Linked DNA regions of Homo sapiens: all the other regions are linked to region 4. Evidence: chromatin contacts called from ENCODE Hi-C or POLR2A ChIA-PET data. All regions are on one chromosome and are shown on one strand. Each heading gives the region's core, a stretch centred on a gene start or an enhancer-like site at or near the end of the contact. The rest is flanking DNA. Distances are from core to core; before and after follow the strand shown.

Region 1 (3,027 bases), core at 24-2,523, 390 kb after region 4:
CTGGGGACAGAGCGAGACTCTGTCTAAAAAAAAAAAGAAAAGAAAAGAAGGTGACAGTTGTGAGAGTGACCCTACTCTTTTCTATAAGCTTACTAAACAGCAGCCCGAATTCCAGGCCTCTCCCGACTTAAGGGCTGGCACCGGGTGGTCTCAACTGCTCTCGACCCCTGGTCTCAACTCTACTGATTGTCACTTATGAGTAAAGTCCCTAATAAAATAATTGTTAAAACAATGGAAAGTTAAGTTAGATTCTGGGATGCTTTGATGCTGTGGCGACCTTGAGGTTGGAGGGCCCTCTATTGATCCCATACTCATTCAGCAAGAAGAATTAAGGCCAATCTCAGGCCTAGTCTAGGATGTCTGAGGAAAGTATTGATGAGTCAGTCTTTTCATCACCTCATCTGTCGGGATGAATAGCCTGTAAAGATTGTTATTTATGGACAAATTGTATATATGTATATATTTCTAATGGACTTTATTTTTAGAGCAGTTTTAGATTCACAGCAAAATTGAGAGGAAGGTACAGAGATTTCTCATACACCCCCTCCCCTCAAACAAGCACAACCTCCCCCGTTATCAATACCCCCACCAAGGTGGTAAATTTGTTATAGCTGATGAACCTACACTGACACATCATTATCATCCAAAAATCACGCTTTAAGGATTTTTATCTTTATCCTCCGAGTAAAGATATTGAAAAGTGTTCATCAAGAGGGTGCTATCATTAGGTCCGCATTTTAAAGAGTTCAATGATTGCAGAATGAAGAACAGATTAAAGACTAGTGAAATGAGAATAAAAGTAGGGAGACCAATGAGGAATTTGGGGAAGATGATGGTGTCTTGGATCAGGTGGTAGAACAGAGACAGAGAAAACTGGATGTATTCAAGGGCTATTTATGGATTCGACTGTAGCATTTCACAACATACTACTGATCATATAACAAGGGGCTTGCAGTTTTAGTTATAACAATTAAAAAATAAAGTATAATATAATAACATACATGTTTTTTAAGCCATCAAAATGTTGTGGATAGGAAGAAGTCCAAAGGAACCCTATTCCAGGGAGACAAGTGCTTCCTAGAGAATGAAAATCAGTAGGCATTACCTTCGCTAGGGGCAACTACTGAGTCAGGCGTGGGCTGGTGAGGATTGGGCCTGATTCAAGCAGGGAGACTCTTCCTGCATAAGGTGCAGTCAGTGGAGTTTTAAATGTCTGTGTGTGGGTTAGTGAGACCAACTGGAATCTGGAGGAGTTTCAAGGCCAAGTTCTCCCGCCCACCGATTCTCCCTCGGGAGACTTGTGTGAGAGGATGTGGTAGCCCAGTAATCTGAAGGCTGGATAGTAAGTCCCTCCCAGATAGAGGGAGTTCTTGGCAACTCATTGTGCTGAGATCCCAAAGGCTTGCCAAAGGGAGGGACTTGTAATACATACAGGACTGATCTTGCACTGAAGACATTTGAAACCAGAGATAAATTGAAACTATTAGAAGTTGAAGAAAATATGAACAAACTGGATGAAAAGATGGAGAATTTTAACAGAGCTATTATAATTTCCTGACAATTACTAAAATAATATTCTAGAACTGAAAAATAAAATATAGATATTTTATTAAATATCTAAGTTAGTAAATTCATTGACCAACCTCTTCCAAGTCCTCCCTTTCCCCTTTCCTCCCAGCCTCTGGTGGCCACTATTCTACTTTCTACTTCTGTGAAATCAAGTTTAGATTCCACATATGAGTCAGTTCATGCAGTTTCTCTTTCTCTCCCTGGCTTGTCTGAATTTATGCCCTCTCGGTTTATCTATGTTGCCACAAATGACAGGATTTCATTCTGTTTTATAGCTGAATAGTATTCCACTGTATGTATATATGCCACATTTTTTTTATCCACTAATGTGCAGATGAGCATTTAAGTTGATTTCCTAATCTTGGCTATTGTGAGTAATGCTGCAATAAACAGGCAGTGCAAATGTCTCTTCAACATACTGATTTCATTTCCTTTGGATATGTATCCAGTAATGGGATTGCTGGAGATGGTACTTCTATTTTTAATTTTTTGTGAAATCTTTATACTGTTTTCCATAATAACTGTACCAATTTATATTCTCACCAATGATGTATAAAAATCCCCTTTTCTCTGCATCTTCACCAGCATTAGTGACTGTACCAAATAACAATACAGTGCATATTACAAGATCGCTAGAAGATTTTTGAACATTGCCACCACAAAGAAATGATAAATATTTGAGGTGGTTAATATGATAATTACCCCAATTTAATCTTTATACTATGCATATATGCATTAAAATATCAGGTTGTACTACATAAACATACAGTTATTATGTGTCAATTATAAATTTAAAAATTAAAACATTCATTGGATGGATTTAACAGTAGACACAATATAGAAAATAGTTTGAACTAAATAGTAATAGAAATATGATATATCATTATGTGTGGGATGCAACTAAGAAGATATTTAGGAGGTAGAAATAGACTTGGTGATAGTTGAGAGGTGGATAATAAAGTCAACTCCTGGGTTTCTATTTGTAGTACTGGATGGATGATTGTGTGATTGTTATTCACCACGATAAGAAATTGTGTGTGTGTGTGTGTGTGTGTAAGAGAGAAAGAGAGAGGTGTGCACATGCAAATGCAAGGAGGTAATTGAGGATGAAGTGAGGGTAGTTGAGTTTGAAGTGACTTGGTGGTTTCTAAATAGATGTTCCCACTCCCCAGATTGCACTTTTCCTACTTCTGCACTAGACATCAAGACTTGAATTCTTTCTCTTATGGGGAACCTCTTCTGACCACTAACCTTACCCCAGGATGGGTTAAGTGTTCCTATTCGGTGTACTCAAAACATCCTACACATAAGTCTCATAGTAATTTTATATTTTTTATTAAGTTATGTTGTTATAAAACTATTTGTTTATTTATCTCTTACCTTAGAGGTCCTTGGAAAGCAGAAATGCTGTTTCTAGCACAGAGTAAGTGCTCAGTTATAGTTTGTTGAGTAGCACTG
Region 2 (2,700 bases), core at 67-2,566, 380 kb after region 4:
TGAACTCATGTTTTGAGGGTCTACTTTAGTGGTATAATGTGTTGAAGGAGGTAGATGATGCCGATTTTTGGTGATAATAGATTTGATTCTTTATCCCATTTATACCTAAAATGAGTTCACTTGATCTGATTATTTAAAAGTATCAGGACTGTCCTTAGGTGGAGAGGAGTGATGACCACTTTAATTCTACCAAGGAAGTCACAGTATCATAAAGGACCTTATAATAAAAAAAGTTTGATAGAGGAGGGGAAAATGGGAGATAGTAATAAACCAGCGCTTAAGAAAACAAATATTCACCTAGTGTCTTTTGTGGTTCCTTGGTAGAAAAATTGAATCCAGATTAGGTAAAATTTTAATTTTCTTAAATGTTCAATCATCATATTTTTCTTTGCAGTTACACCTTAAAATGCTTCCTTCAGAGCCAGTACTCCTAGAAGAAATAACAAATTTGTCATCCCAGGTGGAAGAAAACTGGACCCATTTGCAATCACTCTTCAATCAAAGCATGTGTATTTTAAATTATCTCAAAAGTGCTTTGTTGTAAAAATAAATTTGTGACTAAACAAAGACTTTCATATTAAATGGGTTCAATTGAACTCATTTCTTATTTTCCAAGTGTCAATGTGAAAAGAAAATAAATGCTAGCACTACTGACTAGTCAGTATATCTCCACTTTAAATGCTAAATACTTTCTTGAAATAAAATCGCACCTCCCGGCCAGGCATGATGGATAATGCCTGTAATTCCAGCACTTTCAGAGGCCAAAGCGGGAGGATTGCTTGAAGCCAGGAATTTGAGCCCAGCCTGGGCAACATAGCAAGCAAGATCCCATCTCTACAAAAAGTTAAAAAAATAAATTACACCTGCCTTTTGTTTTGAAGACTTAAAGAATCTGCTCAAATGATTTATTTTCTGAGTCTCTTCACATTAACTTTTATATGATTTTTAAAAAATTATTACCTGCTTATATTTTTTGAGTATCTGTTTCATATAAAGAGATGCTGCATGTTCACTGTGAAGTATTGCTGAATTAAATTGAAAATGTCAGATAAAACTGATACATGATGTAGTTATAAAAATGCTGTTATGAAGAAAAAAGGAATGCTTTTTTCCTCGGTGGCCTTTGATAAAAATATGAATGATTGACTCTCAGAGTTGGAGGATAAACTAATCATCTTCTAGCACAGCCCTGTTGTGTTGCAGGAGAGGAATCAGGCTAAAGTCTGCTGGTATTTCAGTGACAGATTAAAACTTTCTAACAGTGGCCTAGTGCTTTCTCCATTGTAATGTACTGAAAGGAAGTTGTTCATGGATCAGAAATGTGGGAGGCCCTTCCTTGCCCAAGGCAAGTCGCTGTAGATGGTTAAACTGATACCAAGGATAGGTAAGGGAAATTCCAAATTCCATTGGAAGATGGCCTTTTACTGACACTGCAGACATGTAGATAACAATAGTTTAATGTCCTCTGAAAAGGTAAAAATTCCATAAATCCTTGCAAACAATTTTTAGCAATATTGTTTATTGCTACCACAGCCAAGAATGGGTATTTCAAAGCCAGGGTTTTTTTTATTTTGTTTTGTTTTGTTTTTTTTTTTTTTTTTTTGGCTACACTTTTTTGGGGGGGACCTTTTAATTTGGGAAGAAAATGCTGAGTATACTTTTCTTTCACAACCATTGCAAACCCAGGTAGCCCTGGAGTTTTCTTTTTTTCTCATCATCATTGTTTTGTTTTTTTTATGGTTCAAGACTTTTGCAATACATGAATTAAAAATAAGCAGTTCTTTAAAGCATAGCGCTCTAAAAACTATTCTTAGTTTATACCCTCAAAAGTTGGGTCTTTCATGAAACACAGTGGTTTGAATATGAACACCAGTAGCATTCTCGTTCGTTGTTAGGGTAAGAGAGTTTTGTAGAATGATCTCCAAAAGAAGCAGTCCTCAAAAGGCATTTACCAGTGATATCTTTTAATATTCATGTTTTTATTTAATGATGTAAGATAGAATTAATAAACTACTAAGGAAATAAGCCAATGTGGTTATTGTACTCAATTTCGTTTTTCTTTTAGAAATGTGTATTGACTTATTAAAGCCACTGACAGAAATGTTAATCATGACTTAAGTTCTAATTTAAAAAACTATTTTCCTCTTTCCTAAATACTATATTCTAAATTGGAATATGGCAAAATCCCAATATATAATTCTATACCTAGTAAAGATTGTAAATAACTAAAACAAAATGATAAGAGCTGTGAACTGAAATTGTATTGCTTACAGAAATCATGAACCGAATTTTCTTCTCTTTTTAAAGTGAGCATAAAGACTTAAGTGTATTGTTACCAGAGATATATTTAGATAGAATACATCATTTTGGCAGGTAATCTTCTAGAACCTTTCATGTACTGTTTCCATCAAGGGAGGGAAAGAAATAGAAAATATAATTTTATCTATATTTTCCTTAAAATATATCAATCTGTGCACACTCTTTCAGTTTTTTAATTACTCATGTAATATATGACTACATTTTGCTTGTGTGCTTTTTGAAAACCATCTTCAGTCCCAATATCCTCTGTAGAAGTAATAGTTTTAACTCTCCTAGATCTTCTTTTAGAGTGTTTTTATGAGTGTTTAATGTAGGAATGTGTATATATTATCTACAGCCACAGGAAATGTATAGTTACGATTTTTACATACGTGTATGTAT
Region 3 (2,956 bases), core at 245-2,744, 500 kb after region 4:
CCCTGCTTGCCCCGGAACCTGGGAGGAGAGACATTTCCAGTTCCGGACAGGGTTGGGCTGTTCTGCTGCAACAGATGGTCAGCATTTGGTTTTCTCAGTCATGTCACCTGGGGAACTCCAATACTGTTTTATGTTCTGTTTCTTACTTTTCATTTAAAAAGAAGCAGAAAGAGAAGCACCATGCCATATCAAAATAGCTGACAGCTTCCATGTTGAGAAAAATGAAAGACAATTTTTTGAAGAGAACAGAAATGAACAAATGTACATGGTGCATTTGCTAAAATGCTTAGCTACAATTTTATGATGTTGACTTTATTCCATTTTGTGAAAAACAGAAAAGATTAGCTACTGAGAGGTTATTGAGTATATTATATACAGGCTTTTCTTTCATTTTTCAATAGTAAGTGAGACAAAAATTTCCATTTTAATTTTCTAATTTGATATTCATATATGCACATGGATATTTCTTCATCTGAGATAAGACTGTCATTATCAGCTTCATTTGGTTACATAATGACAAGTCAACTCACTATTTAAACCATTCCCAAATAAATTTCAATTATTTAAATTATAAATTATCTGTAATGTTATATATAAGCATTTTCTTTTCACCTGGAAAAAGCATTTCAGAAATCTTTTTGTGTGCAGAAATAAAACTCTGGTAAAACTACCATAGTTTAAGATCTGAATATTGAATCTGGTTTATGAAAAATAGAAGCTCAGAATAAATTATCATTGTCTTGATTATTCCCGCACATGGATGTGGAAGTGACTCAAATTTTACTCTTAAAAGGTCTGTTTTGGAACTTGAGGGCAAGGGCCTTTGTTCTGCCTTCTAGGGTATAACCAGCTCTGCTCCTGCTTCATTAATGTCTATAAGTTTGTTACAAAGACAGAAACTGACAGGAAATGAATTTAGGGTAGGGGGCACTGACACCCAAAGGGAAGTCACTGTGGACAAGACCCTCTGGGAGGCTGGCAGAGATTGCTGCCACGTGGCCATGGCAGTGTGCGCTGTGAGATGATCCCAGATGTCTGCACAGAATCCCTTCCTGGAGGTGGAGAGGGTTGACACCCTTGTAAAACACAGGGAACAGACCTGCTAACCTCATTTAATGCCTTCACACTCTGTAATGCCAGAAACTAATATTAATATCAAAATACAAGTTTTAAAGTGTGTCAGAGATGATGTTCATGCAGAATGTGAAGAAATTAACATATTGAGAAGGAAACTGAAGAACCAAGGGGTCAGTTTCTCTCAGCATTCACAGAAATCTTCCTGCACATCCCATCTACTCCTGAGTATGTACATTTCCACCTGATTGCCAGCTCCCCCAGGCGAAGGAGTTGTTTCTGCTAATCCCCCATCAATGCATCATGCACACCGCTCTACATCATTAGGCACCTGCCTTTCTGTGAGTGATGGTGATAAAAATGAAACTAGCCAAGTATGTGTGGATCATTGGGTAAAAAGGGTACTGCAGTCAGGTTCTCGGGATTTCCCTGGGGACTTTTGTGGTTTGGAGGAGCTGTTTCTGTAGTCTGTGCAAATACTGTGATGAGGCCCACATCAGATGCTGGGGGGAAATGTGAAGCACCTCATGGCAGTAGCATCACAGTGAGCTCATTGATGAAAAAAGAACCCAACAAAATCCCAGTACTCCTAAAGCTATACTTTGTCCAACTTTTACTTAGTACTTAAAAAAAAAAAAGAATGGTTTTATGTGGTGTTTAAACTGGGCTGTGTATCAAAATTCCCTGGTGTAATTGAAGTACATTTCTGATGGACATTGTTTGAAGGTCTAATTTTGTAGTTGCATGTTGTCTGAACTACTGTTGATGGCCATGAAGCCCTGGTTCCTGAGCCTTATAAATAACTTTGGTCTGCCCATCCTGTGCCATCATCACTTCCATTGGATCTGCTCACTTTGGTGAGCTATGAATGGAAAAACTCTTCCCAAGTATCAAGCAATTATATTTCTCCTTACAAACAGAAAGTGTTTTCAGTGATCTTTATGATAATCTGAGTGGGTTTTCTTGGATTCATGCCCAGCAAGTTTATTTTTGTGTGTAGTAGGCTGATTTTCTGATTTTTCTGTACATTTCTTTGTAGAGTTTACCGAACTGTTTATCTTTGCTGACAACTTCAGCTAGGTCAGAGTTTGTGTAAATTCAGTGAAGCTTTAAAAAAGCCATGATCTAAAGTTCCCTAAGATCTTTATTGCTGACTTTTAGAGTCATGATTTTGTCACAACCTTAGCTGAGCCTGTCTCGGGAATGGAAACAGCAGCTGAATTGTGTGTTTGCATACCCGAAGCCCCAGACCATTCTTGCAAAGCCTCCATTATTTGTCTTTGTAGTCTCAGAAGCTTTGCATTTATGGATTCATTGTATCATCATTTTATGGCTATTTGGAGTCTCTGATGATGTTCTAATTAAATGCCCATTTCCTGCTCACCACTGTTTTATACCGCTTAAAATGCCAACTTCTCCCAGTGTATTTTTGGATATGTGAGTAATGGGTTGAATCAATAGTGTTATTGGAAATTAACTGTTTTTAAGGCTAATGATGTAAAGATTAAAAACATTTCCCCAAGGTCAGTTTCCTTATATTTAGAATGCATACACACACACATATATATAGCTGTATGTATTTTGATATAGACTAATCGATCACAGAATTCAACTGGATATCTCACAAAAATGATCCTGTCTTACATCCATACCATGGCTGCTACTCAGTAATAAAAAGCAAAAAATGATTGGTACATGAAATAACTTGGATGGACTCAAGGGCCATATGTTAGTGAAAAAAGCCAATCTCAAAAGGTGTGATTCTGCTTATATAACACTTTCAAAATGACCAAATTATAGAGGTAGAGAACAAATTAGTCGTTGCCAGGGATTAGGTATGGTGGTGCTATGGTGGGGTGGAATTGGGTGTGATCACAAAGAG
Region 4 (2,700 bases), core at 142-2,641:
CATTTTGAATCTTTCCAAAGAAGACAAAATAGTAACCTCTATTGCATTGTTCTACTTGGATAATTTTGGTGATAAGGCCCACTCATTAATTCATTCATTTACTTGGCTAACATTTCCTGAGTACTTACTATGTGCCAGGTTCTGTGCTAAAAACCGGGTTTACAGTGAGGAAAATAAACAAAAGGTAACTGTTGCCAGGAAGCTCAGAATCTAATAAAAGTACATTCACTAAGAACAATAATTCCATTAATGAATAATTGCAAATTGAAATTTGTTTTCTGAAGCAAAAGAATATAGTTCCATGAAAGTATTAAAGGGCTAGAAACAGTGTCCCTAGTAACATGACACTTAAGGTAGATCAGAGTGGTAATTAGGAGGTACATACCAGTTTGTACAAAAATGCTGTTGCAGTGGGGAGCCTAGAGAATTCAGGTGTAACTGAGAGAAGCCTCACATGGCTGGAGCTCTGGCCAAGGGTAAGGGTACAGAGCAGGTGGGAGCCAGAACATGTGTGGCCCTGTAGGCCATTTTAAGAATATTGAAGAGGTTCAGTAAGGTCAGTGACATCAGATTTGTTTTCAAAGGGTCATTGTAACTGTAGATGAAAAGGTTGTATGAGGACCAAAGTGAATAAAAGGAGACATCTTAGTATTCTATTACAATAATAAAGGTAAGAAAAGATAGTGGCTAAGATCAGGGTGGTATCTTTTGAGATAGAGGTAAGTGGACAGTTTTGAAATATACTTAGGTCAAACTGAGGGAATTTGGTGATGCTTTAGGAATGGTAGATCAAAGAGAAGGCAGTATGAAGAATGACTTCTTGTATTTGGGCTTGTGTAACTAGTTGTCAAATGAAGCTGTTTTTTTGAAGTATAGTGTGAATATCTTTTAAAAAATTATTTATTCTTCTTTGGGCAGATTTGACCTTTCCTATTAATGGGAAGAAGGCAGAGTTTGTTTCTGTATCCTATTAATGGGAAGAAGGAGCAAACAAGGTCACAAAACATTAACAGCAGTTCACAGAAGCTACTACATGAGGAGGATGAGCTCTGAGGTCTCCTAGCCTGGGGTTTTTTAATTGCGTAACATTTACTAGGTAGAACAGGGGAGATAGTACAGATTTGCCAATATTTAGGGGTTTTTAAATACAGTTTATGATCAAATCAAAGAGAAAAACAGCAGATCTCTAGTGTTCATTAAGTCAGCAAATTTATAATTTCTCAGTAGTATTACTTTTTAACAAATTATATATTAGCCAGGATCGTCATGTGTGATCTCTTTAGCAGTAGATACTGCTAAACCCTTCCCTGTTCTCTCTCCCAGTTGCAGTGAGTTAAACCATGTGTCGTTCTACCCCCACAGTACCCTTTACTTAATTTACATGTGGCTTTTTTCAGACTGTTAACGCGAGGTAGGAGTTCCTGTAACCAAGGCTACCTGTGTGGTTCAGTCTCTCACAAAACCCATTTGGTTCAACTCCAACTTAGTTTTGACTCATCACACATCTGTGGTTATACCACTGTAAACATCTTGTAGTTTTCCTCCAACGGTTCCCTCCGAATTTGCTTATTTTAAACACACGTTATTTTAAACACAATGAAATCTTCCTCAAATTCAATAGATTTCCTTTCTGATTAATAGTTCCTGAGTAGGGAACACTGAAAGAGTTTAAGTAGAAAAGAAAGATTTTAAGTTGGACTTTAGTACAAGTGCATTTTCAGATCTTTTATCATATCCAGATGGAGTTGTCTGTAGGCACATGATATGGGGCTGGCATATAAAGAATTCTTAACTGAAGGTAAATTAATTTGGGAGATTTTGAAGCTCTAACCCTAGATATGAGCGTCGCTAGGGAAGAAGGATACACTATGGTAGAAGAATAGAGTCTGAACCTTAGGAACTCCAACCAAGGGGTGGCTGGGTTAAGAAAGGTGGTCTTGAAAAGGAGTCAGGAGAGACCAGAAGGCAGGATAAAAACCAACAGAATGGGCTAGTGGAGCACAGGGGCAAAGAGTGCTTCAAGGAGAGAAGAGGCTCTGATGGCTGCTGAAATGTCAAATAAGGTAGAGACTTAAAAATGTCCATCAGATTTAATGACATGCAGATTATTGGAGACTTTGGTAAGAGCTGTTTTTGTTCAAAACCAATTTGAAGTGGGTTCAGAGGTGAGTGGGAAAGTACAGACGTGGAAACAGAAAGTTTAGATGGTTGGCTCTGACTAGGATTGATGAAGAGAGGTAACTGGAAGATGAGGGGTTTAGAGTAGGTTGGGGTAAGTTTTTTTTTTTTTTTTTTAATTAGGATAGCTATTTGACCATTTGAAAATTAAAGACTGCTGAGACAGAGTTATTTTAGAATTTTATTGCCTTTTTTGTGTTGATTATGCATAGGAGTATGTGTTTTGATTTGTTAAATGAAAAACTAGACTGTTTTGAGAAAAGCAAGGTACTCGAATAAATTTTATTAATTTTTTCGTTCATTAGGGAGGGCATTTTTTGCTTGGAAATAGATAATTTAGATATATTTACATGTTTGGTATTTGATAATGAATTATAAAAAGGTTTAGTGACTGAAGCTTTTAAGTATGCTTATTTAAATTTCTAGAGCTGTAACAGTAAATTTTACCCATTTTATAAAGTAGTAGAGAACAGATACAAAGAAGAGTCCCAAAAGCATTTTTTTAAATACTTGGTTTTAAGT

The links. A loop is a pair of places that touch in the nucleus more often than their neighbours do. ChIA-PET counts read pairs that join two places held with the same protein, here RNA polymerase II (POLR2A). Pooled maps may share reads with other maps.
Region 1: a loop to region 4 is called in a map of mammary epithelial cell, with 3 times the contacts of the local background. The contact joins two enhancer-like sites. A Hi-C loop is called at or near these places in 5 of 168 maps with a recorded cell type or tissue (K562, MCF 10A, PC-3 and 2 more), 12 of 37 single-sample maps with no recorded cell type and 14 of 50 pooled maps. POLR2A ChIA-PET finds 5 or more read pairs at or near these places in 2 of 52 experiments (AG04450 and PC-9).
Region 2: a map of PC-3 shows a loop between it and region 4 (3-fold over the local background). The contact joins two enhancer-like sites. A Hi-C loop is called at or near these places in 2 of 168 maps with a recorded cell type or tissue (OCI-LY7 and PC-3) and 4 of 50 pooled maps. POLR2A ChIA-PET finds 5 or more read pairs at or near these places in 2 of 52 experiments (GM12878 and activated naive CD4-positive, alpha-beta T cell).
Region 3: a pooled map shows a loop between it and region 4 (10-fold over the local background). The contact joins two enhancer-like sites. A Hi-C loop is called at or near these places in 16 of 37 single-sample maps with no recorded cell type and 9 of 50 pooled maps. POLR2A ChIA-PET finds 5 or more read pairs at or near these places in 1 of 52 experiments (activated T-cell).

Annotation. Positions count from the first base shown.
Region 1 is chr5:111,142,803-111,145,829 of GRCh38, forward strand. No RefSeq gene overlaps it. Among named protein-coding and RNA genes, the nearest start is that of WDR36, 52 kb to the left of the region's middle. Within about 2 kb of position 1,274, at least 2 of the 41 ENCODE cell types and tissues checked have a DNase peak (open chromatin) inside an H3K27ac peak, as active enhancers do.
Region 2 is chr5:111,126,340-111,129,039 of GRCh38, forward strand. It overlaps WDR36 (WD repeat domain 36), which reads left to right. Exons shown (of 23, transcript NM_139281.3): 23 at 395-2,700. The coding sequence ends at 544. Among named protein-coding and RNA genes, the nearest start is that of WDR36, 35 kb to the left of the region's middle. Within about 2 kb of position 1,317, at least 2 of the 41 ENCODE cell types and tissues checked have a DNase peak (open chromatin) inside an H3K27ac peak, as active enhancers do.
Region 3 is chr5:111,253,362-111,256,317 of GRCh38, forward strand. The region is part of intron 1 of CAMK4 (calcium/calmodulin dependent protein kinase IV); the gene reads left to right. Among named protein-coding and RNA genes, the nearest start is that of CAMK4, 30 kb to the left of the region's middle. RefSeq lists enhancers at 140-229, 1,038-1,127, 1,348-1,617, 1,778-1,827. Within about 2 kb of position 1,495, at least 3 of the 41 ENCODE cell types and tissues checked have a DNase peak (open chromatin) inside an H3K27ac peak, as active enhancers do.
Region 4 is chr5:110,751,025-110,753,724 of GRCh38, forward strand. All of the region lies in intron 5 of SLC25A46 (solute carrier family 25 member 46), which reads left to right. Among named protein-coding and RNA genes, the nearest start is that of SLC25A46, 13 kb to the left of the region's middle. RefSeq lists an enhancer at 1,531-1,790. Within about 2 kb of position 1,392, at least 3 of the 41 ENCODE cell types and tissues checked have a DNase peak (open chromatin) inside an H3K27ac peak, as active enhancers do.